2 separate regions of the Homo sapiens genome follow, and region 2 is linked to region 1. A link is an interaction called in ENCODE POLR2A ChIA-PET data of the cell type or tissue named here. Cell type or tissue: GM12878. All regions are shown on one strand. Each heading gives the region's core, and the rest is flanking DNA. Links, peaks and the distances in the headings are about the cores only. Region 1 overlaps STX8 (syntaxin 8). Region 2 overlaps STX8 (syntaxin 8).

Region 1 (16,022 bases), core at 6,321-11,320:
TATGAAGATTGCTTTAAAAACTTCTCAAGGCCGGGTGTGGTGGCTCACGCCTGTAATCCCAGCACTTTGGGAGACTGAGGCTGGTGGATCACTTGAGGTCAGGAGTTCGAGACCAGCCTGGCCATCATGATGAAACCCCATCTCTACTAAAAATACAGAAATTAGCTGGGTATGGTGGCAGGTGCCTGTAATCCCAGCTACTGGGGCGGCTGAAGCAGAAGAATTGCTTGAACTCGGGAGGCCGAGGTTGCAGTGAGCTGAGATTGCGTCACTGCACTGCAGCCTGGGCAACAGAGCAAGACTCTGTCTCAAAAAAGAAAAAACAAAAGAACAACTCCTCAAAATCTTCCTAAGATTTTATCCCCAGGCAAATGCAAAGACATGTTCTTGATTTTATATTAAAAACTCTTGTGCACCATTCTAACGTATTGTGCACACACTTCATTCTTGTAATTTAAAATGTTGAACTCTGAAGTTTTGTCATAGTAATAGCTAAAGGGTATGTGTTTAAATTCAGGAACAGATTAACGCACTTACCAAACCTCCATTGCTTAAAAGTAATTATAAGTTTTCTAGATTGACTGCCAATATAATATAGGCCCCAAAGAAATCACCCCTCTTTACTGAGACAGAACAATAAATTGGTTTTCCTGAATACGGTGGGTAAAGAATCCAAGTTCTTGACCTTGAATATTTCACTGATCGTATTCTATGCAGTAGGGAACAATCAGGATGACATTTGCTGAAATGTTTGAGATTTATAACATAATAGCTTGAGCATATGTGCCAAAAAATAGAAATCTTAAATCCTATCAAATCAAGATTAATTACCTATTAAAATACTAACAAATAGTGCAATACAGGTGGCATAATAAGCTGTCTCTCTTCATACATTGTTACAAAACAAACTGTTTTGGCAGTGACATGAAACATCACGGATCTTCTGTCTCACTCTCAGTGGGAAAACGGAAAAAAACTGCTACTCAGTCATTCTTGGTGTGGATTTTGGCATTTCATTAGGAAGTGCTATCTCAAACCTTTTCACTGAAAAGCACATGCAACTCTCTGGAAACTGCTATATTTCCTGGCTTTGTACTACTGCCAAAAAAACTGTTGCTTCTCCTCATCATTAACTACTACTTATTTATTCCTTTCTATCTTTGTGGATAGTAACCCGTGTAGCACTCCCGTGAAAAGGAAAACAGTAGTTTGCTTCCTCCTCCTCACCAGCCTTGAAGAAATTAATCCCCTGGGCTAAATTTCTTCTTTATATTCAGCTTTCACTTCACACTAATAGTTTCAACTGTGGACGTGGTGGTAATAGCAGAAATGGTGCAGTTATGTTTGTATTTCTTCATTAAAATAATTTTCGAAAGTTGTGGGAAAATGCTCATGAAATTTTATCATTAAATCTGAGCTAGAATAATAAAGCACAGTGTTGCTAAGTTGGCTTCCAATGAATAGTCAGTCAGCAAATATTTAGTGAGGATCTACTATGTGCCAGGCATTCTTCTAGGCTTTAGTGACACCATGGTGAATAAAATAGTCCCTGGCCCCCATGTAATTATTCTGTTTTCTTGTGCTAAATGTCTTTGTTTAAAATATTTTTTAAGGAGGCCACGCACAGTGGCTCACGCCTGTAATCCCAGCACTTTGGGAGGCTGAGGAGGGCAGATCACAAGGCCAGGAGATCGAGACCATCCTGGCTAACATGGTGAAACCCCGTCTCTACTAAAAATACAAAAAAATCAGCCGGGCGTGGTGGCAGGCGCCTGTAGTCCCAGCTACTCGGGAGGCCGAGTCGGGAATGGCGTGAACCCGGGAGGCAGAGCTTGCAGTGAGCTGAGATCACACCACTGCACTCCAGCCTGGGAGACAGAGCAAGACTCTGTCTCAAAAAAAAAAAAAAAGAGAAAAAAAGAAAAAAATGTATATTCTTTAAGGAAAGATGATAGAAAAGATGTGCAAAAAAACTGCTATTGAAAAAGTAGTGTGCTTAATGTATCTTCATGGTTTAAAAAGTGGGTAATAGTTTGGAAGTGGGTCTTTTATGGTTTGAAAAGCATGCAGAATCTTGGAAAATTTAATGACTCAAACTTATAAAACACGGTACCTGCTTGATCTGTTATTCCGATTTACAACTTAGGTACCAGTTTTCTTAAGTAAATATGCCTTCCCCGCTTGCGTGGTGTTTTAAAGCTCTTCATTCCGTGAGCCCTCACCCCCACCCCCCAACCCCCTCCCCCACCATCCCCCCCTCCCCGGCCACCACTCTTCGCATTCTAAAAGAAACCCAGGGGCATGCCATTCTTCTTTCTGAGACCCTGGACTGTCTACCTCTGAGTGGTGTTAACAAGCTGTACCTTTTCATTTGTTTTTTACCAAACAAACTCTTTAGCAGTGACATGAAATATCATGTCTCTTCTTTCTCACTCGCAGTGGGAAAAGGAAAAAAGAAATGTTCCTTGGTCGTTCTCTTTGTGGATTTTGGCATTTCATTGGAGTGCCAATAGGTATTCATTTTTTATGTTGCTCTGGAAAGCTGTAAGCAGCCTTCAAAGTCACAAAGCAAACTCAGTCCCTAACGGTTCTCCAAACTTAGGTCAGAAAGGTGGGGAACTTTATTTTTCTGGGCAGAGAGTGCATGAATAATACACTTGCAACCTGCTCAGCTTCCCTAAGTTCTCTTTAGCTAGCTTCTCCACTCGAACTACACATCAATCTGTCACCAGTGGTCAGCAGCTCAGCAGAGAGCCAGTGTTATTGTGAACCTACGGTGGAATGACTTGCTTCCCAGCTGGTGATCAATCTGTGTTAGACGGCAACATGTTTGCTTCTACAAATGAGCTGGACCCCTCTGTAACATATCTCTGCCAACTTTTGAAAGAAAGAGTCTGTTTCAATTCTTTTCCGGGGTAAAGACAAAAAGCCTGTCTCCCTTTGCACAACCAGCTATTGAACAATCCGTGCAAATATTTACAGCCAGTATCCTAAAGAAATTGTTTTCAGAGGTCAGGAAGTTGCACTAAAAAAAGGAAGAAAAAATACATGTTTGTGTGCATACATAGAAGATAAATATATTTTGCTTTTCTTTAGTAAAGATGATGTGCTCATGGATGCACCATCTCTGGAGACTTCTCCCTTATATATAAAAAGATCTTGAGGTTTAGGACTTTAGCTGACTTCTCCAAGCTCAAGATGAAATTAACATTGTGTTACTGCTATGGAAAATGCTACACAACTTTAACTGAGGTTTATTATTATTAATTAAGGAAGGACCAGATCTAAACTGGAAATAATTCCACCAAATCAGCGCTAGTCAGGACACACATGATTTGTCGTACTGATTGTGAACTTTCTTAAGATTCACTAGGGCAGAGAGGGGCAGGATAATCCAGAAACCAAGGGCTAGCAGATGCGCTTTGCGTTGTTAGAGCTGAAGAAGTAATTAAGAGAAGAACAGACAGGGAGGGGTGGCTCATGCCTGTAATCCCAATGCTTTGGGAGGCCAAAGTGGGAGGACCGCTCGAGGCAGGAGTTTGAGACCAGCCTGGGACAACATAGCAAGACTCTGTCTCTATAAAGGAGAGAGAGAGAGAAAGAGAGAAGAATGTGCGAAAGTGTGTGTGAATAAAGAATGGGATGAGGACTGGTGGACAGGAAATAGAAGTGTGAGGGAGGTCTTTGTGTCAAACTAGGTATGATACAGTGCTATGGTATGTTCTGGATAGGTATGAATGAACACGATGACAGAAATCATTCGTCGTGTCACATGATGACACAGGAAGTTATTCATGAAAAGGGCCAGGCAAAGTGGAAAACTTTGAGGAAGGGCCAAAAAGGAAGGGTGTATATTGGGTATTTGGTAATAAGAGCTGATGGTCCGCCTTGCCTGTGATCATGTCAGCCCACCAGACAAACAGCTTCTGTTTAGTTGTCATTTAGTAGAGAAATACAAAGGAACATTGGAATGTTTTGCACCTATGGTAGGTGGGGTTCCTCATTTCTCCTTAGAGAAGAGTAGGGGTTCCAGACCCACAGAGGAGCCAGTAGAAATAATATAAATGAGTTAGGAAGAAGAGAACTCTGGAAAAGGAGGGTTGGAAATTACCTTGGCCTCAGATTATTGCACAGTTGGACAATGACTGTGGTTCTGTGGCTCAAGGGAGTGGCTCTGTGTGGCTCTATGGCTCAAGGGGAATGGCTCTGTGGCTCGGGGGAGCCCTAGAAGGGATTTCTTTGTTAAGAAGCAGTTATTAGGTGAGCTTAGTGGTACCCTCCAATATCATACCACATGAACTCGCAACAGACTGTCCCACATTGCTTAATTTAAATTTCCTTGGGGATGCGGACTGTGTGTGGTCTATCTTTGTGCTCTCCCTTACATATAGTAGGTACATTGTAGATGCTTAATGAATGAGTGACTCTAGTTCTGTTCTGGGAAAGAGAAAAGAGTTGAAGGCCCTATGGCTGCTTTCAGTAGTTGATTTAATCATTCAGCTCCAAACGTGAAGATTAGCAACTCCTAAGAATAGTGGTGGTTGCCCTTTTGGATATATGATCCTCCACATTCCCAAGCCTGTGTTTGAAGGTAACCTGCAAGGAGGACACATTACAGAAGGGCATGATTATCTTCTTTGATGTTAACTGCCATGATGACTAGTATCTTCCAAACATCTGAGCAACTCTCCATAGCACCCTGTAGCCCCTTTATCTATGAGATTATCTTAGTTCAATCTATAACCAGAATGTCTCCACATTTCATCAGCTTTTGACTATAAATGCATTACGTTGATGCCTCTGAGGCCATATTAACATTATCATCCATACCTGACTGACTCCCCTCTCTAAATGTTTTAATGAGTCCCAAGAGGATATCTCACACGTTCTTAGGAGTCTGGCTGCTAATAATATACCACACCACTGCTACTCATCTATACCACCTGGAGACAATGCTTGCCCCTCAGTGCTGTAATTTGGGACCTCCACTATTCACTTCTTTTGCTCCAAGGTGACCACTAAAGTTTCAATAAAGAAGATACAGGCCGGGCACAGTGGCTTGTTCCTGTAATCCCAGCGCTTTGGGAGGTCGAGTTGGGCAAATCCCATGAGGTCAGGAGTTTGAGACCAGCCTGGCCAACATGGTGAAACCCCGTCTCTACAAAAAATACAAAAAATTAGCCAGGCGTGGTGGCACATGCCTATAATCCCAGCTACTTGAGAGGCTGAGGCAGGAGAATCACTGGAACCCAGGAGGCGGAGGTTGCGGTGAGCTGAGATCACTGAGACTGCAACACTGCACTCCAGCCTGGGTGACAGAGTGAGACTCCATCTTAAAAGAAAGAAACTATGGCTTGGGAGTAATGTAGATGATGGATAGGAGCGGGGTTGGGATGGTAGACAGGGAAACCAGTCAGGAGGTGGCTTGAAGTAGTTCAGTCATGACATGATGTTGGCCTAGACTGGAGTGGTTAGGATGAGAAGATAGGGAGAGAAGTGGATGGATGGAGGGGAGGTTTTAAAAGTAGTAGGACCAGTGATTGATTGGGTTCTGCCTCAGGCAGCTGCATAGATGACAATGGCCTTGACTGCCATAGGGCACACAGGAAGAAAAACGTGTGTGGCGGTAAAGTGAGAAGACACTGAGTTCGAAGACACGTGGGGTGCTCTCAGCTTAGGTGTGTCAGAAATAGTATGCTGCTTTTGAATCTGGAGCTCAGGGGAGACCTATAAACTGGAATTTTAGATCTGAGAGTCAGCCTGTGGATGGTAATCAAAGCCATGGTGCCAGGCGCGGTATGTAATCCCAGCACTTTGGGAGGCCGAGGTGGGCGGATCACGAGGTCAGGAGATTGAGACCATCCTGGCTAACACGGTGAAACCCCGTCTCTACTAAAAATACAAAAAATTAGCCGGGCGTGGTGGTGGGCGCCTGTAGTCCCAGCTACTTGGGAGGCTGAGGCAGGAGAATGGTGTGAACCCGGGAGGCGGAGCTTGCCGTGAGCTGAGATCGCGCCACTGCACTCCAGCCTTGGCACAGAGCGAGACTCCGTCTCAAAAAAAAAAAAAAAAAAAAAAGCCATGGTGCTGAGCATAGATGGAGAAGAGCTCAGCGTCTTAGGGCAGCGCCTTGGGGAGCCCCATTATTTACAGGAAGGGTGTTGTGAAGTAGCAGTCAGAAAAGAATGAGGACGATCAGGAGTGTGATTAACAAGGTCAAAGGATATAAGGATATTTGACTCAGTTTCTTTTTTTTTTTTTTTTAGATGGAGTCTCGCTCTGTGCCAGGTTGGAGTGCAGTGGTGCAACATCGGCTCACTGCCACCTCTGCCTCCTGGGTTCAAGTGATTCTCCAGCCTCAGCCTCCCAAGTAGCTGGGACTACAGGTGCATGCCACCACACACGGCTAATTTTTGTATTTTTAGTAGAGACAGGGTTTCATCATGTTGGCCAGGATGGTTTTGATCTCCCAACCTCGTGATCCGCCCGCCTTGGCCTCCCAAAGTGCTGGGATTACAGGTGTGAGCCACCGTGCCCAGCCGTATTTGACTAAATTTCTAAAGGTCCTGTCTCATTTTAATCTTTTTGCATTATGTTGTATTCATCTTAGCATTTGCCCCTTCATACTCAGGATTAGTAATTATTTGAGTACATCTTCACGCCTCTCATTTGGCCTGAGTTTGAAATGTTAACTCCAGTTTGGAGGTGATGAAGGAAGCATGTGAGAAAGGATGAGGCACAGGAGTGGAGTCAACCCCTGGGAGCTGGAGATGGAGAGGAGGCCAGCCATGGTGAAGCGAAGGAGGAGTGGGTGATAGCTTTGGGGAAACTGAAATGCTTGTAGGATATGGAGCCGGCATTTCAAGTGTTGGGAAATTACTGAAGACTGTTCAAAATGACAGTAACTGTGGTTTAAAAAAAAATCAGGCTGGATGCGGTGGCTCACGCCTGTAATCCCAGCACTTTGGGAGGCCGAGGCGGGTGGATCACCTTAGGTCAGGAGTTTGAGACCAGCCTGGCCAACATGGCAAAACCCTGTCTCTACTAAAAATACAAAAATTAGCTGAGCGTGGTGGTCCACGCCTGCAATCCCAGCTACTCAGGAGGCTGAGGTGGGAGAATCGCTTGAACCCAGGAGGCGGAGGTTGCAGTGAGCCGAGATCGCACCACTGCACTCCACCCTGGGTGACAGAGCGAGACTCCGTCTCAAAAAAAAAAAAAAAAATCATTGATTCACTATGATTGTATTGGGCAATAATGTGAAACATCATGGACGTCATTGACCAATGGAGATAACTGCAGTAAATTGGGGGTGAAGTGTTAACTAAGATGGTGACAATGAGAATGAAAAGCAGGGGACACATTTGAGAGGGATTATAAAGGAGGAATCGGCAGGTTTGGGGGATGGATCTGAAGGGAAATCCAAGTGGAAGGGATGAATCAGAGAGGATTCCCAGCCTTTGAGCACATATAACTAGGTAGGTAATGGTACTAATAACAAATCTCCAAATTTTAGAGTTAGGAAATATGTTTCAAATCATCCGATTCCATGTTTCTTAAATAGGCTGTAAGGGAGTATCCAGATTGGAAACCATTATAGAAATAATTGTCAACTCTTCTTTATGACTTCCTTCCTTTTGCCCTTTTCCCAGTGGTATTTTCCATGGTTCTGGAAATGACCTACTTTATGCCACCACTATATTTAGGCTGCAAATTTCCCCTGTCCATCCTGACCAAGGTTTGAACAATCCCATGTGGAGAGGAACTTAATTGCAGAATACCCTTTGCCATGCGTCTTTTTATTTTCCCTATATGCCGGGGGTACTTTTGGGGTGAGAATTGAAAAGGAAAAAATGGTAATGTGTGGGAATGTGTTCCAGCTCCAGACTTCCTCCTCACCCCACCAGGAAGCAGTATTGATGGTGCTTTCCTGATTAAAAAATTGCAAAATTTGGCCAGGTGCAGTGGCTCACTCACGCCTGTAATCCCAGCACTTTGAGAGGCCGAGGCAGGCAGATCACAAGGTCAGCAGATTGAGACCATCCTGGCCAACATGGTGAAACCCCATCTCTACTAAAAAGACAAAAATTAGCTGGGCATGGTGGCACGCACCTGTAGTCCCAGCTGCTCGGGAGGCTGAGGCAGGAGAATCACTTGAACCTGGGAGGCAGAGGTTGCAGTGAGCCAAGATCACACCACCGCAAAAAAAAAAAAAAAATTATATGGCAGTAAGTACAGTAGTGATCATAACAATTAGTTATTATAGTGTGGAGAAGATATGACTATTGAAGATATAAGTAAATTTTGCAAACTGATATCAATTTTTTAATTGTTTACAAATGTCCAGCCACATTGTATGCTGCTACATTAAAATAAGTGTTTTGTTAGGCATTGGTCTTCACCAAAACAAATGCTATGTTCAAATCATGAGAAATAATGGTCTTGCTCTGCTCAGTACTGTTAAAAATTCATCTGTTTTGTTTGATTCAGTTATGCATGCTGCATTAATGAACTGGAATACCTTATCTAGAATTGGGACCAGGCCCAGGTGAAACCAGCAAATGATATCATGTGAAGTGCCAGAGTATAGAGCTAGGATCAGCAAGCTATGGTTTATCCCGTTTTTGTACAGGTCATGAGCCAAGAATGGCATTTATATTTTTAAATGGTTGAAAAAAAATCAAAAGCTATTTTGTGACACATGAAAATTATATGAAATCCAAACCTTAGTGTCCATAAAACTTTTTGTAAAAGCAAAACAAACAAAAACCAGCCATGTTTGTTTGACTATGGTTTTTTTTGTTGTTGTTTTTTGTTTTTTTGAGATGGAGTCTCGCTCTGTCACCTAGGCTGGAGTGCAGTGGCGTGATCTCAGCTCACTGCAAGCTCCGCCTCCCGGGTTCATGCTGTTCTCCTGCCTCAGCCTCCTGAGTAGCTGGGACTACAGGCGCCACCACCACCGCCCGGCTAATTTTTTGTATTTTTAATAGAGACGGGGGTTTCACCGTGTTAGCCAGGATGGTCTCGATCTCCTGACCTTGTGATCCACCTGCCTCGGCCTCCCAAAGTGCTGGGATTACAGACGTGAGCCACCACGCCCGGCTGTTTGACTGTGTGTTATGTATGGTTGCTTTTGCACCGCAACAGCAGTTTTGAGTAGTTGCAACAGAGACGTATGGCCTACAAAACCTAAAATATTTACCACCTGGCCCATTGCAGAAAATGTTTACCAACCACTGGTCTAAAGCCGTGTTTCCCAAACCTTAGTGTGCCAATGAATTACCTGGGGATCTTGTTAAAAGACAGATACTGGTTCAGGAGGGCCAAGGTGGGACCTGAGAGTCAGCACTTCTGACCAGCTCTCAGACGATGCCAGAGTTGCTGGTCCTTGGCGCACACTTGCATTTATACGATATTTAAGAGGTGGGTGGGGGAGGGGGGTAGTGTGTTGTAGAGGAGAGATGATCAAATGTTTTACAGTAGAAATGGCCTTTTTTTTTTTTTTTTTTTGAGATGGAGTCTCACTCTCACCCAGGCTGGAGTACAGTGGCACAATCTCGGCTCACTGCAACCTCCGCCTCCCGGGTTCAAGCAATTCTTCTGCCTCAGCCTTCTGAGTAGCTGGGACAACAGGTGTGTGCCACCATGCCTGGCTAATTTTTTGTATTTTTAGAGTTGGGGTTTCACCATGTTGGCCAGGCTGGTCTCAAACTCCTGACCTCGTGATCTGCCCACCTCGGCCTCCCAAAGTACTGGGATTACAGGCATGAGCCCACCGCACCCAGCGAGAAATGGGCTTTTTATACCTTATTTCAAAGGCCAGAATAAGTACCAGTTGATTCCAGCTCTGCTTTTTACCTTAGGAAGAACTTTCTAATGATTGAAATTCATCATGGAATCACTGCAATGGCCGCAAACAGAGGCGTCTAAGAGACTGGGAAAGTGGCCGGCCTGGTGAGATCTCCAGCTTAATTTCTTTGACTGACAAAGAAAAGGCAAAGTGAGAGTATGAATTAGCAAGCCAGACACTGAATTGCTTATAGATATAAGGCCTAGCCTAGCAGGGACAGTATTAATTGAACTAATCTCTTAAATGGCACAACTGCTGGTTTACGTTTGTACCAGGAATAAGTAACTATTGAGGCCTAACATGAAATCAACTCATAAAGAGTAAATGTGTAGCTGTAGGTTTATAATTTAATTTGTACTGACTGAAAAAGCTACAGTTGTCAGACGTCTGCAATTTCATTTTTTCACTCATGAGCCAGTTAAAAGATAATCCCTGCCATTGTTACTCTTCGCTTGTGTCCATTTCATGCACATCCCCTCCCTGAAAGCTGTTGTATCAGCCTTATGAATGGATGTATATTTGTAGGTGGATCTTCCAGCTGCAAGTCATTGTAGCCCTGACGAGTGAATCCTCTTGTTAATGGCTCCTTTAAGCAGTACTTTTGGTGGGGAAAGAAAAGAGAGAAAGAAACTAGCCATTTTGAGCAAGCCAATCAATGTTGGAGACCAGAGCGCATTTAGACAGATGATCGAGTAATGGAATATTTAAGCAACGCGATATTTGCTATTGATGAATACTTTTAAAACCATAAACCTCATTAAATTAATAGTACAACTGTCTGCTCAAAATTCAGTGAGTGCTTATAGTCGTGGTTTCATTGTATTTCTCCACTTTGAACGCTTTTCATTTCAGCTTGTCACAGGCTTTTAAAGGCATGATTTATGCTTCATAATACCCTAAGGAGGTTAAGTATTTTCATATTTATTGCACAGAAGAGTATTTTGTGATTGCTTGCCTGTCCTAAAATCAGCTTGGCTGGAAAAGGACCTAAGAATTCTGACCTCAGCTCTGTATCCAAACCAGGAGTCAGCGTTTGAAAAATGTGAGTCAATATCTTGCCCAGAGAGTTTGTTTCATTCCACTAACCTGGGGCAAGAACAGATGGTGGGAGGCAGCAGACAAACAATGCTGCTTTTTATTTTGTAAATCTGCCTAGATCCCTACATCCCAGAGCTGGGCCACATTGATACAGGCCAAACATCTTTCAGCTCTTTCAGATGTTTTCAGCCAGCTCTTTCAGATGTTTTCAGCCAGCTCTTCATCATCCACCATGTTATGTTGATCGTGGTCGTAATTGTTATCCTGAATGATTAAAACCCAAGTAGGTCAAAGTGTCTGTGATCTGTCCGAAGCGTGTTGGCCATCTTACCCTCACCAGTATTTTTGTGTATTGATATTTTTCAAAATCAGAATCATTTTAGATGCCCAGAGACCCTAGTGTACTTTCCCCATTCTACGTGCCCACTTCTGACTTGCCTTTCATGGAGTCTTTGGGTTTATTATGGTTATCTCTCTTTTGGCAAGTCAAAGGTAGGGTACTTTTTTTTTTTTTTTGCGATGGAGGCTTGCTCTGTTGCGCCCAAGCTGGAGCGCAGTGGCACGATCTCAACTCACTGCAAGCTCCGCCTCCCGGGTTCATGCCATTCTCCTGCCTCAGCCCCCCAAGTAGCTGGGACTACAGGCGCCCGTCACCACTCCCAGCTATTTTTTTTTTTTTTGTATTTTTAGTAGAGACGGGGTTTCACCGTGTTAGTCAGGATGGTCTCGATCACCTGACCTCGTGAGCCACGGCGCCCAGCCAAGGTGGGGTACATTTTAAGAAAAACATTTCAGGACCCACGTATGTTGTTTCATTCATTTAGCTAGATGGATTATATCCCTTTTGGCTGTAGCTTGCCTGAGAACCAGTGGCTTGATTCCCACAGTCAGACTGTAACGGATTCCTTCCCTGCAGAGTCTGTTTTTCTCTCATCCCTCCATATACCACTCTTTTGTTTTTAAAATTTTTTAAATTGACAAAAATTATTATTAGGTAAAATATATTGTTTGAAATATATATACATTGTAGAATGAATAAATGGAGATAGTTAACATATATGTTACCTCATATACTTAAACCTTTGAAAATACTGTTCTTGTGACACGATTTGATGCTCAAAAAACTCTGGTTGTTTTCTTATTATCTAAAGGATGAAGTTAAAATTCCTTAGGCTGTTACTAAAGGCCCTCTTTAATCGAACGCTCGTTTTCTTCTACTCCATGTAAGTTTCCTCTATTTCAATTCCACATATATCTTCTATTTACCTATTATGGTTCTAGGTGCTCTTTAAGCAGTGGGTATAAAGCCTTATGTTTTTAATTTGTCTGGGGAAACAGGGCATGTTTTCACAATCCAGATAAGTAACGATGAAAGTCAGCATGCATATCGTTAAGCAGAAACTGACGTATATGGGTGAACATCACTTGAATCCTGGACTCTTCAGGGTTCTGTCTTTGGGTCTCTCTCACTCTGCATGCTCTTATTGGGGTCCTCTCCTGTTCATAATGGCTAATGCTTATCCTAATCTCCTGTGCTCTAGCCTTTTTTAGATGTTAACGTTTCAATCTGTACTTTTCTACATTCCTAGATCCATATTTCCAACTTTACTCAGCATCTTCACCTGAACGGTCCTTCAAATGCAACATGTCTAAAACACGGCTCAGTATCTTTCCCCACAAACCTGTTCCATTCCTTTTGTTCTTTATCTTGGTTATTAGTGTCACCCTCCAACTTATTTTCAAGGTTATGAGGTAGGAGATCAGCAGGACTTGTTTTCTGAGCACCAGTCACAACCCACTGATTGGAGAAAGATGTGGTCAAAACAGGGCGTGCAGTGAAGAAGCCAGCTGAAACCAGCAAATGGTGATGAAAGTGACCTCCAGTTGCCCTCACTGCTCATTAACATAAAGGCACTCCCAGCAGTGCCATGGCAGTTTACAAATGCCGTGGCAACATGCCATGGGAATGACCTGAAAGTTATCTTCTATGCATCTAGAAATGCCCCACCCCTTTTCTAAAAGGTCTAAATAACCCACCTCTTCATTTGCATGCAACTAAAAGTAGATATAAATACAGCTAGCCAACAGCCCATATGCTGCTGCTCTGGACACACTGCCTATGAGTTAGCCCTGCTCTACAAGGAACAGTACCTCTGCTGCACACTGCCGCTCACCTCTGGCTCACCCTTGAATTCTTTCCTGGGTGAAGCCAAGAACCCTCCCAGGCTAAGCCTGCCTGCCCTATATCAGTTAGACATCTGCAGCCAGTCACTGAATTCAGTTGATTTCACCTCTGAAACTGTCTCTCACATTTTTCTTCCCACCTCTGCTGCCTTAATTTGCTTTGATCCCAGACCCTGTCTTCTCTGCCTTGGAACTATGGCTATACCTAGCTGGGTTTCCTGCCACAAGTCCTTTAGTGTTCCACTCTGTCTTCCCCTCTGCTAACGCAATTAGTTTCTTAAAAACAAATCTGATTGTGTTGTTTTCATGCTAAAATCCTCTAGTGGCTTCTTGTCACATTGAGGATGAAATAGCAACTTTAAGATCCTGACATACTGGCTGGGCGCAGTGGCTCACGCCTGTAATCCCAGCACTTTGGGAGGCTGAGGCCGGCGGATCACGAGGTCCAGAGATCGAGACCCTCCTGGCTAATATGGTGAAACCCTGTCTGTACTAAAAATACAAAAAATTAGCCGGGCATGGTAGCACCTGTCTGTAATCCCAGCTACTCAGGAGGCTGAGGCAGGAGAATTGCTTGAACCTGGGAGGCGGAGGTTGCAGTGAGCCGAGATTGCGCCAGTGCACTCCAGCCTAGGCGATAGAGTGAGCCTCCGTCTCAAAAAAAAAAGATCCTGACATACTAAAGCCCGTTTTACCCCCTAGGCAGCATCATCTCTTCTGTAGCTGCACTGACTACAGCAATCCATCTCACCACTCCTTACCTTCTTCTGTGCTGTTCTCCTTGCTTATGATGCTCAAGAAGAGCATCTTTCTTACCTAAAAGACACACACAACCGTAGTTCAAATATCATCTTCCCCATTAAACTCTTCCTCACTTTCCTAGGAAGAGTTGGCCCATTTCTCTGGGTCCTCACAATACTCTGTGGAGCAGCTAGAGTTTTCACTCTTTTGGATTCCCACCCTCCCTTCCCCCGTTTTAATATCTGTGACCCCCTGAAGTACTCTGTGTATTCCTTAAGAGAAGGGGCCACATTTTTTCCCATTCTTTTTTCCCCCACATACAAAAAATGGTAATATTTAATGCCTACAACATGATGAGTTTGGAGATAGGTGTACATCCATGAAACCATCATCACAATCTATGGAGGAGGAACTTCTTATCTCCAGTAGGGCCAATAGGTAGTTTTTGACTGAATGAAAGAATGAATGGATGCTTTTCATGAGTGATATTGTGGGCCGAAGAGATTGAGAAAAGCTTATAGTGATGAAGGATCTTTGATTTCATCCCAAACCACTAATTGAGCATCTGTGCAATGCAAGTGCTCACGACAAAGCTATGAAGTGGAAATTACTATTTCCGTTTTGCTGATTTTGAAACTAAAGACTTGGGTTATTTGGTTAAGACCGTCTAGCTCATCATAAGTGAAGGAGACGTGATTTGAACCCACACTGGCCTGGGGTCCAGGCGTATGCCTTGTCTTCCACATCAAAACGCTAGTGTCAAAGAATAAATCTTAGGAGTGCATTATGACGATGGTGATTTTGAGATTATAAAGCATTTGGGAGCTCACAAAGGAAGCCTGTGGTTTTGTAGAGGACTAGAACTATTTTCACAACTGGTTTCCCTGACTGCATCCATATCTGTGTGGCCTTAATATTGTTTGACTCACAAAGGAAACTTGTTGATCCAGAGTGAACCAGTTCAACTTTCTTCTCCTCAATCTCAAGAGTATTCCATGGAGGAAAATGTTCTAAACTGCACCTGAGCTATAAACAATTTACTCTGAAGGTAACAGTGTTAGTATTCCAGTACGTAAACCTTTAGCTAATAACAATCAAAGTAGCCTAATTTGGAAAGTACACAGAAGGTTAGAGGGAAAGCTTGTAAATGTTTTCAAAGACTCTGTATTTAATTCTATCACCAGCTAGCAAAATAAATAGGCCAGCTGCTAGCTCTGAAACAGACACGTGGTGGAAATGAAATGTTAATAGTTGAAATGCCTTGCTCATTCGAAACCAAAAGGAACATGAAGTACACTTTCTAGTTTATGAGAGACAAGGTGAAAGTTCCCAAAACACATTTGTGGTGACTGCATTTAAAATTGCTTCCTCATCTTTTATTTTAGTGGCTAATACTTTAGTGTGGCCTATGTGTGACTAGAGGGCATTTTTTTTTTCTTCCGATTTAGATGGAAGGTTTGGAAATAAATGGAGAGTGGAAATCGGGAGATGTTAAATTCTACTTTTCCATGTGTCTAAGTTGTTTGCTCTAGTTTGTAAGCTGCAGGCCAGACTTTTCTGAGGAATGGGAGGTTACTTTCAATAATGTGCTAAGATTGACCTGAGATATTTAGCCAGCACATCTGCTTGCAAGCTCTGGCCGTATGTGAGGAGCTTATACTGGAATTAATTAACTCTGTTTGGTATTCTGAAATGTTTGCTCCACATCTTGTTTTACCATCACAAAACTTACAAAATCAATTGGAACTTTTTTATTTTTACTTAAGAACTTAAAAAAAAAAGCCAGGTGAAAAAGAGAATCTGAAAAGCAGTTGTTTTCCTGCTTGAAGCAAACTTTCAAGAACGAGCATTAGAATCAGAATTTATTTTTTCAAATACTTCTTTTTAACTTAAAATGATGGTGAAGTGTAACTCTTTCATCCATTACATTAATGCCATTTTTGAAATGTTTGATTTTATTAGAAAACAAGGAGATTGAAGTGAGAGGGGTATCCTGTATGCTGAGATAGTCACAGCATTACAAAATGTTTTATGAACCAAAATGTTGTCCTAGGAACACTCTGACTTCAGAAAGGAAAAGGAAGGGAGGTTTCTGGGAAAGCTCTGCAAGCATAGCCTTGACCTGTATTTGGAGACAGTACAGCACTCGTGGTCTTAACACCATGATGTTAATGTCAGAACGTTTGGCACTATGTTGTTGCTAACCTGC
Region 2 (16,022 bases), core at 6,246-11,245, 100 kb after region 1:
AAAAAAAAAAGTATGTGAGATAAGGGATATGTTAACTAACTTGATATAATCATTCCACAATGTGTGTAGATACTAAAACATTACTTTGTACCCCATAAATATATATTCTTTGTCATCTAAAAATAAAAAATTTTAAAAATATATCTTTGTCCCTACTTCTGTGAAATTATTTAATTGTGCTCTCATTTAGAGAGTCATTTAAGCCAGAAGTCACAAATTCAAATGGCAACCAGGTAAAGAAAATGAGATATGTGGCCAGGCATGGTGGCTCACACCTGTAATCCCAGCACTTTGGGAGGCCGAGGCAGGCGGATCACCTGGGGTCAGGAGTTTGAGACCAGCCTGGCCATTGTGGTGAAACCCTGTCTCTAATAAAAATACAAAAATTAGCCGGGTGTGGTGGCGCATGCTTGTAATCCCAGCTACTGAGAAGGCTGAGGCAGAAGAATCACTTGAAACCTGGAGCAGAGGTTTCAGTGAGCTGAGATTGCACCGTGGCACTCCAGCCTGGGTGACAAGAGCAAAACTCCATCTAAAAAAAAAAAAGAAAGAAAATGAGAGCTGTGTGTATATGACAGTCAGGAGTGGCAGGTGTCCCTGTGAACTAGAGCCCACAGAGAACTTGCTCTTCAGCCCCTCGTCTGCTACCCTGTGGAACTGTGGCCCCAGGATGCCATATCACCTGTCTCCTGAGAGAGAAAGAGAGAGAGCGATGATTTTGTGTAAACTTTGCCGATTTTTAAAACACTGACCAGGTTAAAACACAACTGCAAATCAGACTTGGCTCCCTGGCTGCCAAGTTATGACCAAGGATGTAAGCTAACAAGTCACTAAACCAGATGCAAAGGCTGGGTGTGTTGTGTGTGAGACAGTGGGAAGTCAATGAGTTTGTTATTCACCTTTTAGAGTCGCTTAGTTTGATTTTAAAAATATCACCAGGAAATCATCCATAGTAGGGAAACTGGAGCTTTGATGGGAAAGTGATGTTATGACCTGAGTTGGGGGTGTGGGTGGGGCAGGCAAGCAGGCCTACATGAGGTGGCATTGTGCATCTTTGCAGGCCAGAGACAGCAGTGTGGGGTCTCAGTGTGCCTGGGCACTGAACAGAGGAGGGCTGGGTGATGGGAAGAGAGCAAAGAAAGGAAGAGGTTTGGTGGCTCATGCCTGTAATCCCAGCACTTTGGGAGGCTGAGGTGAGCAGATCACCTGAGGTCAGGAGTTTGAGACCAGCCTGACCAACATGGCGAAACCCCGTCTCTACTAAAAATACAAAAATTAGCTGGGTGTGGTGGCGGACGCCTGTAATCCCAACTACTCGGGAGGCTGAGGCAGGCGAATTGCTTGAACCCAGGAAGCAGAGGTTGCAGTGAGACAAGATCACGACATTGCATGACAGCCTGGGCAACAGAGCGAGACTCTATCTCAAAAAAAAAAAAAAAAAAAAGTTTAGTATCAGAGGCAGACTGCCCACCTACAGCATTTTACCTGGAGCCTCCGTGGTCTTGACCCCTTCCTCCTTCCCAAATCAATTGAAAAACATCTCCTTAGCCTAAAAGGTGAAATTTGCAAGTATATGCAAGGAAGCATCCTGTACTTAGGCAGCAAAAGTCCTGGGCTGTTGAGCAAACTAGATTAACTTTGCTTTAAGTGGTTGTTGTTATATTTTGTAACTTTTTTCATTGTGCCACTAATCAATTCCTGGTACTTGGGCCTCCTCATGTAACCTATTTACTCTTTTTTACAAAAAGAACATTTTTTAAAAGTTAAGGGAACCTGGGTGAAAATTAACTTGAATTTTTAATTAGGTCGGGCTTTTATTTTTTAACATCAGTATTAACCTGGAATTAATATTTCTCATCAAAGAACGCAAACCAGAACACTACAGGAGTGGAAGCTTCGCAGCAGAAGGGAGGCCCTATCCGGCAGATGGGGAGGGCCAAGGGAGCAGGAGGAGGGGGTGGGGTTGGCTGAGTTGGTAACAGGAGCAGTCTGTGAGAAGTCTGCTGGCTTATCTGTTCCCAGTAGGGAACTGCTCTTCACTTTCCCCATCGCAGGTTTGACATCCATCACCACCATGCCTGCCTCCCTGATCTGATGGCAGGATTTATATAGTGAGGCTCTGAAAAAGTGGAAAGGGAGGTGCATGGGAACCAGCTGTGAAATGATAAATCAAGACCTCTTTAAGGTCCAGGATTATTTTGGCATCTTTCACATGAGAGGCTTTAAGAAGCAGGAATATGGCTAAAAGCATGGGGTTTATTTTAAGAGAGAAAACAGTTACAATGATCAGTTTGGCTGTTTAAATAGACGTAGCTTCATCATGGCTCCAATGTGGCTGTTTTGCACCTAGCAGTAGAGAGAACAGTTCTAATTAACCCCTTTCATCTGATTTTACTGTCTCTGGGTAAACTGAGCCCCATCCATCATTCCAAAGGCTCTATAAAAACTTGGAGTGGTTGAGAGTACCCGGGGCAACAGTGTGGTTTGGTTTCTAAGGCTACGTATCGAAGAATCACATCTCCACTGCTTCTTGAACTGGAGCAGAAGCATTTCTGGGTTTTGTGGTCCAGATCCTCTTGGGGCATGTTTTTCTTAGAAACCTTCTCCATCTCCTGGCTCCAGCTGTCCTTACCACTCAGTGCATCCTCACATTTGCAGCTTTTTTTTTTTTTTTTTTTTTTTTTGAGACAGTTTCACTCTTGTCACCAGGCTGGAGTGCAATGGCACAATCTTGGCTCACTGCAACCTCCGCCTCCCGGGTTCAGGCGATTCTCCTGCCTCAGCCTCCCAAGTAGCTGGGACTACAGGCACGTACCACCACACCTGGCTAATTTTTGTATTTTTAGTACAGACGGGGTTTCACCATATTGGTCAGGCTAGTCTTGAACTCCTGACCTCATGCTCTGCCCACCTCAGTGTCCCAAAGTGCTGGGATTACAGGCGTGAGCCACCGCGCCCGGCCATTTGCACTTTTATCTGCACATCTGTCTCTTGATCTCCCTGTCATTTCCTGGCACTCAAAAAGTTTAAACCAAATTCATCATTTGCAACCCCTCACCCCACTATCATAAACACACGCGCCACACACACTTGAAACCCAGACAAGAAGCCAGCCCACACCGGTATTTGTGTTTGGCACCACTGTTCTTCCCGTAGCTCTGGCTGGACAATTCCTTTCCTATGTGGAGCTCTTTCTCCTCCTCCAGTGCCTACTGCCCCTCAGGCCATAGCATGTCTTGCACGCTTAGGGCTCTCCCTTTGCATTTTCTCTGTCACCATTCTCTGAAGGGCCCCCCACTGGATCATCCTGAAACACTACTCTTATCTTGCCAGGCCCTTGTTAGTGTAAACCTTGGAGAGCTCCAACCTGGCTCTGGAGCAGGGGTCCCCAACCCCTGGGCCAGGACTGGTACCGGTCTGTGGCCTTTTAGGAACTGGGCCGCACAGCAGCAGGTGAGCGGTGGTTGAGCGAGCATTACCACCTGAGCTCCGCCTCCTGTCAGATCAGTGGCAGCATTAGATATAGGAGCGCAAACCCTATTGTGAACTGCACATCCGAGGGATGTAGGTTGTGTGCTTCTTATGAGACTCTAATGCCCGATGATCTGAGATGAAACAGTTTCATCCCGAAAACCATCTCCCCCTTCCCCTCCAGGCCGTGGAAAAATTGTCTTCTGTGAACCTGGTCCCTGGTGCCAAAAAGGTTGGGGATGGCTGCCCTAGAGTGCACAGCCCACAGTCCTTGGCTCTGGATCTGAGGCTCTCCACGGTCTCTCTACATGGTCTCGTCTGCCACCTTGTTCCTCTACCCCTATGGAAACCTCCCACTATAGCCAAACCAGTTATTTCTTCTCCCCCAAACCTAGCTTGTCCATTTCTGCTTCTCAGCATTTGCTCACACAGTGGGCTCCCCTCAGTTGCTGTTCAACTTCAAATCTTGCTTCAGCTGCACTTGAGTCATGTCTTGGCCGGGCGCGGTGGCTCATGCCTGTAATCCCAGCACTTTAGGAGGCCGAAGCCGGCAGATTACCTGAGGTCAGGAGTTCGAGACCAGCCTGGCCTACATGGTGAAACCCCGTCTCTACTAAAAATACAAAAATTAGCCAGGCCTGGTGGCACATGCCTGTAATCCCAGCTACTCGGGAGGCTGAGGCAGGAGAATCGCTTGAACCCAGGAGACAGAGGTTGCAGTGAGCCGAGATCACGCCATTGCACTCTAGCCTGGCAACAGAGCAAGACTCTGTCTCAAAAAACAAACAAACAAAAAAGTCATGTCTTGTGGCGACTACTCTACTTTCCCTCTATGCCAATTACGTATTTTCACTCTTTCGTTTATTAGAGATCCATGAATATATGTATCTTTGGAAGAGAAGCCATGCCTCCTTCTCTTTATTCATTGTGGAGGCCAGGCGGGCATAGAAAGGAGTGAGGCTGCAGTAGAGAAGCAAAACCAGAGAGCATCCCTCTCAAGAGGTCAGCCCCAGGTGATTGTTGCCAGGTAGCAATGTGGGCCCAATATCGCAGTCTCTTCTGATTTTTCAAGGCAAGCCAAAACCTCCATTTCCATGTGAAATTGCTTAATTTCGACTTTCCACATGATACTTTAAAGGTGGTATCTACTAGAGAAAAGAGTCCCTTATAATTTACAATTTTAAATTTTACAATTTATAATTTATATATATAATATATATTTATATATATAATTTATAATTTATAATTTAAATTTTACAATTTAAAAATCATTTCAGCTGGGTGCGGTGGCCCACGCCTGTAATCCCAGCACTTTGAGAGGCCGAGGCAGGCAGATCACCTGAGGTCGGGAGTTTGAGACCAGCCTAACCAACATGGAGAAACCCCGTCTCTACTAAAAATACAAAATTAGCCAGGCATAGTCGCACATGCCTGTCATCCCAGCTACTCAGGACGCTGAGGCAGGAGAATCGCTTGAACCCGGGAGGCAGAGGTTGCGGTCAGCCCAGATTACGCCATTGCACTCCAGCCTGGGCAACAAGAGCAAAACTCCATCTCAAAAAAAAAAAAAAAAAAAAAAAAATCAAGTGCAACATTGATAAGAAACAGCAATATATTCACTGGAAAAATACAAAGCCTGCCTTTCAAGATAACTTTAGGATTCATAAGAGTAGATTTTCTGGAAAATCAGGAGTTGAATGTTCCATCCTGTGAATTTAGGATTTAAATGATAGAAAACCATGCTAGTGTTTATCATGTTTTCCTTTTGCAGATAAATTTAAGTACTATAAATTCCCGTTACTTAACATAGCCAGATGCCTTTAATATCTTCTAATTTTCATTTTGTGAAAATGTTCAGTGAAACAAATTTTTAAATGGCATTTTCCCAGATCGACATTAGAGGACAAGTCTGTTTGAGAGGGCTATTAATTGCTCAGAGAGTCTGCATGTTGGGGAAAATCACAGCCCTTTCCAGCTTTGATAAATGAGAGAAGGTCACCTGAGGGAAAGGAGCAGCTGCCCTCTTTGATAGGCTGAGAAAACAGGAGTTACTGGCCTCGGCAGGTGTTTGGAGAATTCCCACGCAGGTGCACATTCCAAATGAACTATTTATTACACGTGGGCTTCTGTGACATGGTCATCTTTCACCCATTCATCACATTTTTATTGAATCCCTTCAGCAATGCTGTGCTATGGGAGGATCCCGCGGTTGCGTCAGCCTTAGAGTCCTACCTTCAAGTTGCTTAAAGTCCAGCAGGAGAGAGAAAGAAACACCACAATCATGCTCATACAAGACAGAATCTCATCAGTGTTTCTTAGCTCCTAAATGACCAACTTAAAGCATTCATAATAATAGTCAGAGTAAGCAGTATCCATGGCGCTTTCAAAGATACATAATGTCTCTTTCGGTCCTTACGCCAATTCTGTGGGAAAGTTTGATTCCAGTCTTGTCTGTCTTATATATGTGATGACAGAAGCCGGGCACATTCCTGTCTCATAAAGAAAAAGCCCTTTCTGAGCATAGGCCAATAGACAGAGTACACAGCAGGAATGAGGAGTCCTTTTTTTTTTAGATGGTGTCTCACTCTGTCGCCCAGGCTGGAGTACAGTGGCGCAGTGGCGCGATCTCGGCTCACTGCAACCTCCACCTCCTGGGTTCAAGGAATTCCCCTGCCTCAGCCTCCCAAGTAGCTGGGATTACAGGCACCTGCCATGACGCCTGGCTAATTTTTTGTATTTTTAGCAGAGACAGGGTTTCACCGTATTAGCCAGGACGTTCTCGATCTCCTGACCTCGTGATCCACCTGCCTCGGCCTCCCAAAGTGCTGGGATTACAGGCGTGAGCCACTGCACCCGGCCTGAGGAGTCCTTTTATACTGGAGTTAATTAAGTTCCTAGAAGTTTTCTTGATTGGTTGGTTGGTTTTTGGAAGCATTTTGATTAGTTATGTAATCAAGAATGAGTAGAGAGAGGAATTTAAAACACTTCGTTTACTTGTCTCCCTGAGCAGCCGCATGCCAAGGTTGTAGACAGAGGTGCGGTGTCTGATTCTAGGGTTTCTGGGATGGCTCTGGGTCTCAGGATGCTGTAGTCTTATACTGTGATTCTCTGGCTTTCATATTTAAGAGCTTCACCTGGAATTTTTTTTTTTTTTTTTTTTTGAGACGGAGTCTCGCTTTGTCAACCAGGCTGGAGTGCAGTGGCATGATCTCTGTTCACTGCAAGCTCCGCTTCCCGGGTTCACGCCATTCTCCTGCCTCAGCCTCTGGAGTAGCTGGGATTACAGGCACCCGCCACCACAACCAGCTAATTTTTTGTATTTTTAGTAGAGACAGGGTTTCACTGTGTTAGCCAGGATGGTCTCGATCTCCTGACCTTGTGATCCACCCGCCTCAGCCTCCCAAAGTGCTGGGATTACAGGCGTAAGCCACGTCATCTGACTGGAATGTTTTTTAAAATGCAAACATCTGGGCCCCACACACAGAGATACCGATTCAGGGGGTCTTGGGCCTTGGAAATTGATTTTATTAAATACCCTCAGATGATCCTGAAATAGGTGGTCCTTGGAAACTGTTCTTTGAAAAGCTATGCTGTATCAGTAGAAGAGAGTAGACAAAAATCTCACTGCAGAAATGGAGTGGCCATGACAAAGACCATGTGAGTGGTCCATCCACAGTGCTGCAGGAGTTGAGGGTTGAGAAACAGATCAGTTCCAGCCACCATGACTGGAAGAGACTTGAGTTAGCACAGACAAAATGGGTGGACTCTTGGTAGTTTGAAATGAGTAAGGAATTACTCAGGAGTGGAATGAGCTGAAGCACCATGTGTCTTCAGGGGATCTGATCAAGTCACTCCTCAGTTTAAAAACCCTTCAGAATACCTGGACGCTGTGGCTCACGCCTGTAATCCCAGCACTTTGGGAGGCTGATGTAGGCGGATCACCTGAGGTCAGGAGTTTGAGACCAGCCTGGCTAACATGGTGAAAACCCATCTCTACTAAAAATACACAAGTTAGCCGGGCGTGGTGGCGGGCACCTGTAATCCCAGCTACTCTGGAGGCTGAGGCAAGAGAATAATTTGAACCCGGGAGGCGGAGGTTGCAATGAGCCAAGATCACACCATTGCACTCCAGCCTGGGCGACAAGAGTGAGACTCCATCTCAAAAAAAAAAAAAAAAAAAAAATCCTTCAGAGGTGCCCCAAAGCCCTCAGAATAAAGTCCAAACTCCTCAGCACTGGTTTCCGTAGCCTAGCAGGATCTAGTCTCAGGCCGAATCTTCCTTCACTTCCTTCCCCGTTGGCCACACTGCACCCTTTCTCAATACACACTTTCTTTTTCTCTTCCATGGACTAGGATCCAGCCACCCTGAACAGTTGGCATCCCTGGCTTTCCTTTATTTTGGTGGCCTTGTACACATTCCCGCCTCTACCCAGAATACCTGCCCTCTTTTCTATCCCGCATTTCCCTTCACTAACTTTTCAGTCCTTCAGGGTTGATTTGGGATGGTATGTCCTCCAGAACAGCACAGACGCAGTATCTGGGGATCTTGTTAATACGCAGGTTCTGGCCGGGCACAGTGGCTTACGCCTGTAATCCCAGCACTTTGGGAGGCCAAGGCGGGCAGATCACCTGAGGTCAGAAATTCGAGATCAGCCTGCCCAACATGGTGAAACCCCGTCTCTACTAAAAATACAAAAATTAGCGGGGCATGGTGGCGTGTGCCTGTAATCCCAGCTGAGGCAAGATAATCGCTTGAACCCAGGAGGTGGAGGTTGCAGTGAGCTGAGATTACACCACTACACTGTAGCCTGGGCAACAGAATGAGACTCGATCTCAAAAAAAGAAATAAAATAAGAGATGGCAGAGGAGAGTAAGTGGTCCCTAGGATTTTGAGGAGTATACTACTTGGCTCATCCTCTATCCCAGTATGGACATTGAAATAAGTTATCAACCTCCTTTGAAATACTAATGAGCTCTTTTTCTTCCACAACTCAAGCAGTGTTTTGTATTCTGGGAAAAAGCCTTTTCTCTTTAATTTTTGTGCTTCAAAGTTTCTTTTTTAAATGGATGTATATTTTCCTGTGGAATTCTCAAGATAGTTTTTCATGTGTGTTTGTAGGGACGACATGTTTTAGAAATTTCTTTCCAATCCTCTTAGGCATTGTCTGAGAGTTTTTCTGACGTGTAAAGCTCTCAGTTCCCTTTTATTGTTTCCTGAGCTGTTAGGACTACCTCATTCCATTTTACTTTAAACTTAACATTTTCCAGGGAATGATTGGAATTGAAATAGGCATTCATTCAAATGTTCAGAACTTCATTTCTCCTGCACCCACTTCTGGCTGTGGCCTTGTAGGAATAAGAATGGAAACTAACAAAAAGTGATAATAAAAGGGGAAGACCTTGGTGAGTAAATATCAAACATACCATTTCACCCTGAAGCTTTTTTTTTCTAGCTATATTTACTACCCCTCTAAATACCCAGTTAGAAATTGAAAGTAGGCTGGGCACGGTGGCTTACACCTGTTATCCCAGCACTTTGGGAGGCCGAGGTGGGTGGATCACAAGATCAGGAGTTCGACACCAGCCTGGCCAATATGGTGAAACTCCATCTCTACTAAAAACACAAAAATTAGCTGGACGTGTTGGCGGGCGCCTGCAGTCCCAGCAACTCGGGAGGCTGAGGCAGGAGAATTGCTTTAACCTGGGAAGCGGAGGTTGCAGTGAGCTGAGATCGTGCCACTGCACTCCAGCCTGGGACACAGAGTGAGACTCCATCTCAAGAAAGAAAGAAGGAAGGAAGGGGAAGGAAGGAAGGGGAAGGAAGGGAGGAAGGGGAAGGGGAGAAAGAAAGGAAGGAAAGGAAAGAAAGGAAAGAAATCTAAAGTATTGTCTATTTTCCTCATTCCTGGCATGGTCGTTTTGCACCTATCCACCTGTGAAGTTGTTCTTGGCAGATGGATCTTGATCATTCCTTTAGGCTTCTACTCCCTAGCAGAAAGCATTTTCACCCTGGTTTGCATTCAGCACTTGCTTTTCTACAAGGTGTTGAATCCTCATACCGATAAAGTTCATAAGTCACATTAGAAGGGGTTTGAAATGCTAATTCACAGCTGTTGACAGGTATGAATTCCCATCAGCCTGGAATGTTTCGCCTATTCAAAGTAATAGAGCATCCTTGAATATAATCTCTTTTAAAACCCAGAAATGTGATACCTGGTTGCTTCAAGCTAAGAAAGAGAAAACTTCCCTGAGATGCCCAGAGCAGTTTTGTCTCAAGAAATCAATAAACACATAGCCATATAACCCCCCAGAAATGTTCCTATAGAGCTTTATGTATAGCTTTAGGTATTTATGTTCATGTGAGTATATTTACGTGAGTGTGAGTGTGTGTGTGTGTGTCTACGTGTGTGTGTGTGTGAGAGAGAGAGAGCCCACCTTGAATGCCATGGTTGTATTAGTGTAACTATAATTTATTTTTCGAAATTCTTGAGGTAAAGATCTAGCTCATATATTATCTTTTTTAAAAAAACTTATTGAAGGTTATTTCTGATTTTAAAAAATAATCAATTTACTGTAGAAAAATGGTACCATAAAGAACAATAAACAAAATAAAAATTCACTTCCTACAAATCATGACTACTAACAGTTTGGGTGTATCTTTCCAGTTTTTTTTCTATGAATGCATATAGCGTGTCTACATGTGCTGTGGTTTGAATGTCTCTGCCAAAACTCACATTGACATTTGATTGCCATTATGATGGTCTTAAGAGGTGAGACCTTTAAGAGGTGATTAGATCATGAGGGCCGTGCCCTCATCAGTGGATTAGTGCTGTTATCACCAAGTGGGTTACTTATGTTAGAAATAAATTTTCAGTGCCGCAAAAGAAATAGCACTCAAACATAAATTTAATTTTCTCAGCAAGGCAATTTTACTTCTGTAGAAGAGTGTGACTTGCAGATGGAGCAATGGTGAGAGCACAGCTGAACAAGAGAGGGGAAGGGGTTTTTATTCCTGACGCAGGTAACCCCTGCTGCTGTGTTGTTCCCCTATTGGCTAGGGTTGGATCACACAGTCTAAGCTAATTCCGATTGGCTATTTTAAAGAGAGCAGGGGTATGAGTCAGAGTGGTGGGGTGAATAGTTTGATGGGAAGAACAGTTAGGAACAGGTGACTCAGGTCAGAGCAGGTGACCAGGGGTGACTCAGATCGAAGCGGTGACCAGGAAATAGATGTGAACTACTGATTAGAAATGGTGGAAAAGGTTGTTTACTGAAACTAGGGGCAAGGAGAATGAGAAAGTTAAACTTTAAAATGGAGAACAAAGAACTGAACATACTGACATACTGATTCTTTGACGGGAAATTTAGAACTCACTGTATTTAACACTTATCAAGGGAATTCAGCCCCCTTTTCCTGTCTGTCTTATGTGCTCATTTATGCCTTCCACCCTTCCACCTGGTTTGACCCTCATCAGAGTGCCATGTTCTTGTACTTCCCAGCCTTCAGAACCATGAGCCAAATAAATTCTTCCATTGATAGATGCCTAGTCTGTGATATTCTGTTATAGCAGCAACAAAACTAAGCAAACATGTATTGTCTTTTTTATTCCTTTCAACCATTTTGGGATCATATCCTGCATACTTCGAGACTTACTTTTCTCACTTCCCAAGCCGAAACCGCCTTTGCAAAATTATGACTGAGACAGTGAAAGAGGTCCAATTTAAACGACTCCATCTTGCCTCTAACCTCCAAGCTGTCCTTGTTCATTCCTGGGTTTAGGCTGAACTAACGTTGGGAGAAACTTAGTTTATAGTTTTAAAAGTTTAAAACAAAGATGATAGTAGCTCTTTTCCAGAAAAAATTTCCTTCTTGCCTGGGGACTAGACTACTAACATTAACCACAAGATTATAAGTTATGCTTTAGGAGTCATGTAGCTGGAGACTACAAGATTCTGGCCCTCCCTAAACTGCTCCTACAGTCAGGACTTGAGATGGTTTCCAGACTCTACCCTTGATGGATCAACCGGCACCACCCAGATTGAGAAACCAGCCCATCTGATCTTGTGACTGCCCCCCACCCCCACACCCCCCCGCACCCAGGAACTGACTCAGTGCAAGAAGACAGGGACGACCCATGATTTCACCTTCGACCCAACCAATCAGCACTCCCCAGCTCACTGCCCCTCCCCTCCCACCAAATTGTTTTTTAAAACCTTGATCCCCAAATGTTCAGGGAGACTGGCTTGAGTAATAATAAAACTCCAGTCTCCTGCTCAGCCGGTTCTGTGATAATTACTGTTTCTCTATTGCCATTCCCCTGTCTAGAGAAATCGGCTCTGTCTAGGCAGCAGGTAAGGTGAACCCACTGGGCAGTTACAAATTGGGTAAGGTGAACCCATTGAGCAGTTAGGCAGTCTGAAAAATTTCTATGTCTTCCATGTTTTCCAACAAAATGACTGTGTAACTTTTAAAAAACATGTGTGTGTTATATCTATTTACATGACCTCCTGCTTGAAGCAAGTGTTTATTATAAGTTATTTTAGGCCAGGCGCCGTGGCTCACGCCTGTAATCCGAGCACTTTGGGAGGCCAAGGCGGGCGGATCACAAGGTCAGGAGATCCAGACCATCCTGGCTAACACAGTGAAACCCCATCTCTACTAAAAAAATACAAAATATTAGCTGGGCGTGGTGGCGGGCGCCTATAGTCCCAGCTACTCGGGAGGCTGAGGCAGGAGAATGGCGTGAACCCGGGAGGCGGAGCTTGCAGTGAGCCGAGATCATGCCACTGCACTCCAGCCTGGGTGACAGAGCAAGACTCTGTTTCAAAAAAAATAAAATAAGTTATTTTAATTTGAAAGCTAGAGGAACAGAAAACCAAATACCATGTGTTCTCACTTATAAGTGGGAGATACACATTGAATACACATGGACATAAAGATGGGAACAAAAGACATTGGGGACTATTGTGGGGGAGAGAGGGAGGGGAGCAAAGGCTGAAAAACCACCTATTGGATACTGTGCTCACTACCTCGCTGAGGGGATCATTCGTACCTTAAACCTCAGTGTCACACAATATACCCATGTGACAAATCTGTATATGTACCTCCTGAATCTAAAAATTGAGATTATTATTTTTTAATCCCAAAAGAAAGCACAGTTAAAAAAGAATTGAAAGCTGGAAGCGACAGGAAACTTGGACGCATATCTTCATTCTCGGTAGGGGAATACTCTGCTTTAAGAAGTATTGTGTCTCGTTCTCATCTTGAAGCCCTTGGGCGTGGCAGCTGAAAGCTTTTAAAGATGGGATGCATTTCCCCAAAGGTAGCCAAAAATATCATTACCTCCCTAGGCAAATACGTCTTGGGTGCTAGGCACTGTGTTGGGTGAGGTAGGATACAATGGTGGTCCCTGCCCTCAGGGAGCTTATATTGCAGTTGGGGGAGGGAATCGAGATAGTAAACAGTAAGCAGGCACACATAAATGTAATAATTACCAATTGTGTTACAGTCTAGACAGCCAGAAGGCCCTCTGGATGTAGAGACTCTGAAAAAGGATCCAGTTCTGCATTACTGATTTTATTAACATCGTTAAGATTGTCACTAGACAATGGTTTGAATAACATAAGAATGTTTAAGCATTTATGACAGATGACTGAAACATAGCACCATTAGCTCCATTTGGATGAATTATAAAATAGTCTCCAGTTCCTTGGAACCTTGGGAGAAGTGAAATGTCATTACAGATCTAGGTCTCTAGAAGAAGAAAGCCGCTATTTTTGTCCCTTCCTTTTGTGAATCTTGTCTTCCTTACTTGGTGGATGATGTTGGTTAAGTTAACCAAAGGCAGCACGTCGATCTGATGATTTGTTAACTCCGTCCGCATTGTTCATTGGTGTTTTGGATGAGGGGGAAATGATGAGATCTCTGCCTCTGAGTCATTCTCCCTGACTCCAACTCAACCCTCGTTCCAATTTGCCCATTTCCCATTATGGAGCAGAAAAGACTGCTTAAGGCCTGGTTTATTTACCTAATAAACTGGCTCTTGTATTGCCTGGGAAATGCTAAAATTTTTCAGCTAAGAAATCCTAGTAACAAGCAAACAGAGGTCCAGCAGTCAGGACTGAAGAAACAACAAAATGAAGGTCAGCTAATATCGCCATTATTCTCCTTCCTGGTGGCCATGACAGCGCTGGGGTTTATTTGAAGATCCCAGACTCGGAATCATTGCCCGCATTGTTAGCCGCCCAAGTATTTTAGGCTGTGCCAACAGTTTCAGATATTAATGTATTCTACAGATCCGTGAATGAAGAATTCCTCTGCACTTTTTTCCCTTTTAATTTTTTTTTTCCTTTCCATACACTTTGTTTGCAGTGTCTTTGTCTGCCAGACGTTGCTGGGCATTTCTAATGAGAAAGCAAAGAATTGCAGAAGGAAAAAGGCAGAGAGGGGGGAGGGAGAGAGAGAACAGGCGGAGGAAAAACAGGGCGTGTTTAGCACTTTAACAGTAAGGTGACATTTTTACAAGCTAGTCAGGTGCACAGGACTCATTGGGGAAAGCAGCATTGGCGATGCAAATTGAGAGCGGAAAGCACATTTTTTGGAAACGTCCAATTCATTGATTAGCTTCTCCCAACAAAAACGCACTTTTATTTTTGAACATCATTTTCCCTGCAGGACACCCGGCCTCGGTCCTGCTTTAGTATTCATCCCAGCTTCATTACTGCAGCCACCTCGCAACCCACCCTGGGCAGCTGCTAAAAGGGGGAAAAATTAAAGCAATTCATACTCCTGGTGACTTACTGCTGCAGAATAATTGGTTTCTGTTTGCAAGGAACATTATCACAGCAAAGCCCAGAAAACAGAAAGGTCTGTCTGAGAGAGGGTTTCTGGGGCTAGGGTGGAGGGGGAGGGGAGGGAGGGATGTGAAAAATCACATTTCTGAAAAGGCAATTAGCTAATAATTAATTTTTTAATATCGTTGCGTAACAGGATGTGTCCTTATGTGATATATGTACATATGCTGGTTTCGTAGCGTATCCTTTGATACCTCATGGAAATGGTAATGAGACTAAACCAGTTAAAGAGCTCTTTAGACAGCACAGTGCTTTGGGGAAGGCCGGAATGAAATGCAGGCCCTCTGAGGGCTTCTCCGACACACAAGAAGTCCCTTTGTTTCCTGTTTTATAAACCAGAGGCATGTCTAAAATTGCAGGGAAAGTGAGAGGGGGTTGAAGAGTTGGCGCCGGAGGCCTGGCTTTCTATATTTAAAAAGAGAAAAAATTGCTAGCTAGTTATTCGTGCCTGGATTTGATAGGCAGTCTAGGCTGTTTTTGAAGTTCTGAAGGAAGGTTCTCTGAAGATGTAAGCGGGATCTGTCTTTCACTTAGACTTAATTAAGAAACTTGCTGGCTTTGTCTGTAGGGGGCCCATTACGCGCAAGCTGCAGCCCCCTCTGAATAGGGGCTCAGCCTGGAAAGTGTATACAAGCCATACCGCCTTTGTGTTGTGTTGCCAAACTGGAGGCAGGAGCGAGTGCGAACGAGGCTCTGCCAGGGGCCATCCCTTGTTGTTCGTAAACGTGAACCCACGTCCCAAACAGAAAGCCGAAGCCAGTGCACGGGCATTCCTGAGGGACCTAGAACTAATAAACCTTTTAGAAAATGGTGATCATCAACAAAAAAGTGGTAGGGGGCAGAAGAGTGTGTATCTTGTTCCCCAGAGCCCTGTTCATACATCGCAAGGATGGACTAACACCAGGGTAACCAGCATCCTCGGAGGCTTTGTGTGTAGACCGGGTTGGGGGGTGGGAGTGGTTAGAGCCTGGCTCCAGGCACAACCTCACTCCCAACTTGATTCCATCCAGGCCAGGGCCTAATTTTGCCTTGGTCGCTGTTCTTGTAACCTTGAGAATAATTTCCCCCTGGTGGGCTACTGTGGCCTACCCTATTTAGAACAAAGTTGCTGAATGCTGGAGAATAAAGAACAGTTGGAAGGCTGTGAGCAGTGGTTAATCAGCTAATTCGCATTTCAAAAGACACTAATAAGAGGTGATAAATTCAAATAAAGCCCTGGGTATGAGTACTTTACTCACTTGGGAAAGCTTACGGAGGGACTCTGCCTCCTGTTTCTCTCTCCCTGCCCATCCTCTCCCTTTCCCTTTGAAGCCGCGGGACCTCCCAGGGTATCGCACCTCTGCCCTCTGCTCCCCTCTGAGCAAGGGGCCTGCACACCTTCACCTTCCTCTTAGCTATGACCAGCTGCACCCTCTGCCTCAGGATCAGCACGCTTCGGGGTCTGCTGCTTCCAATCTGACCCTAGGCCCTCTGAGCCCTCTCCCTCCCCTCCACCCTATTGCCCTTACAGGATCCAACCTCTTCCCTCCCAAATAAATGACAGCTGCCTTATTCCCTCATCTCTGCCTCTTTCCCTGCTCTATCATGTCTGGCAGCCCTTGGCCAACTCTGTCCAGTTGCCATTTGCTTGGCTGTGACGGGCTCCTACCGCTCACTTTGGCATTACTTTGCCTCAGGCAGGCAGCTCCAGCTGCAAC

Evidence for each region. ChIA-PET counts read pairs that join two places held together with the same protein. Peaks named below come from ENCODE experiments on the same cell type or tissue, not always from the same donor. Only the 100,000 strongest peaks of a DNase experiment are listed, where the experiment ranks them.
Region 2: POLR2A ChIA-PET joins it to region 1 with 9 read pairs; 2 of 35 experiments call an interaction of 5 or more read pairs at or near these places.

What each region holds. Positions count from the first base shown.
Region 1 is chr17:9,431,729-9,447,750 of GRCh38, reverse strand. The region is part of intron 6 of STX8 (syntaxin 8); the gene reads left to right. Among named protein-coding and RNA genes, the nearest start is that of STX8, 140 kb to the left of the region's middle. In GM12878, for the core only: no CTCF peak of the experiment used is centred there; no DNase peak of the experiment used is centred there.
Region 2 is chr17:9,329,681-9,345,702 of GRCh38, reverse strand. The region is part of intron 7 of STX8 (syntaxin 8); the gene reads left to right. Among named protein-coding and RNA genes, the nearest start is that of STX8, 240 kb to the left of the region's middle. RefSeq lists enhancers at 14,502-15,007, 15,008-15,513, 15,514-16,019, 16,020-16,022. In GM12878, for the core only: no CTCF peak of the experiment used is centred there; a DNase peak (open chromatin) is centred at 8,712.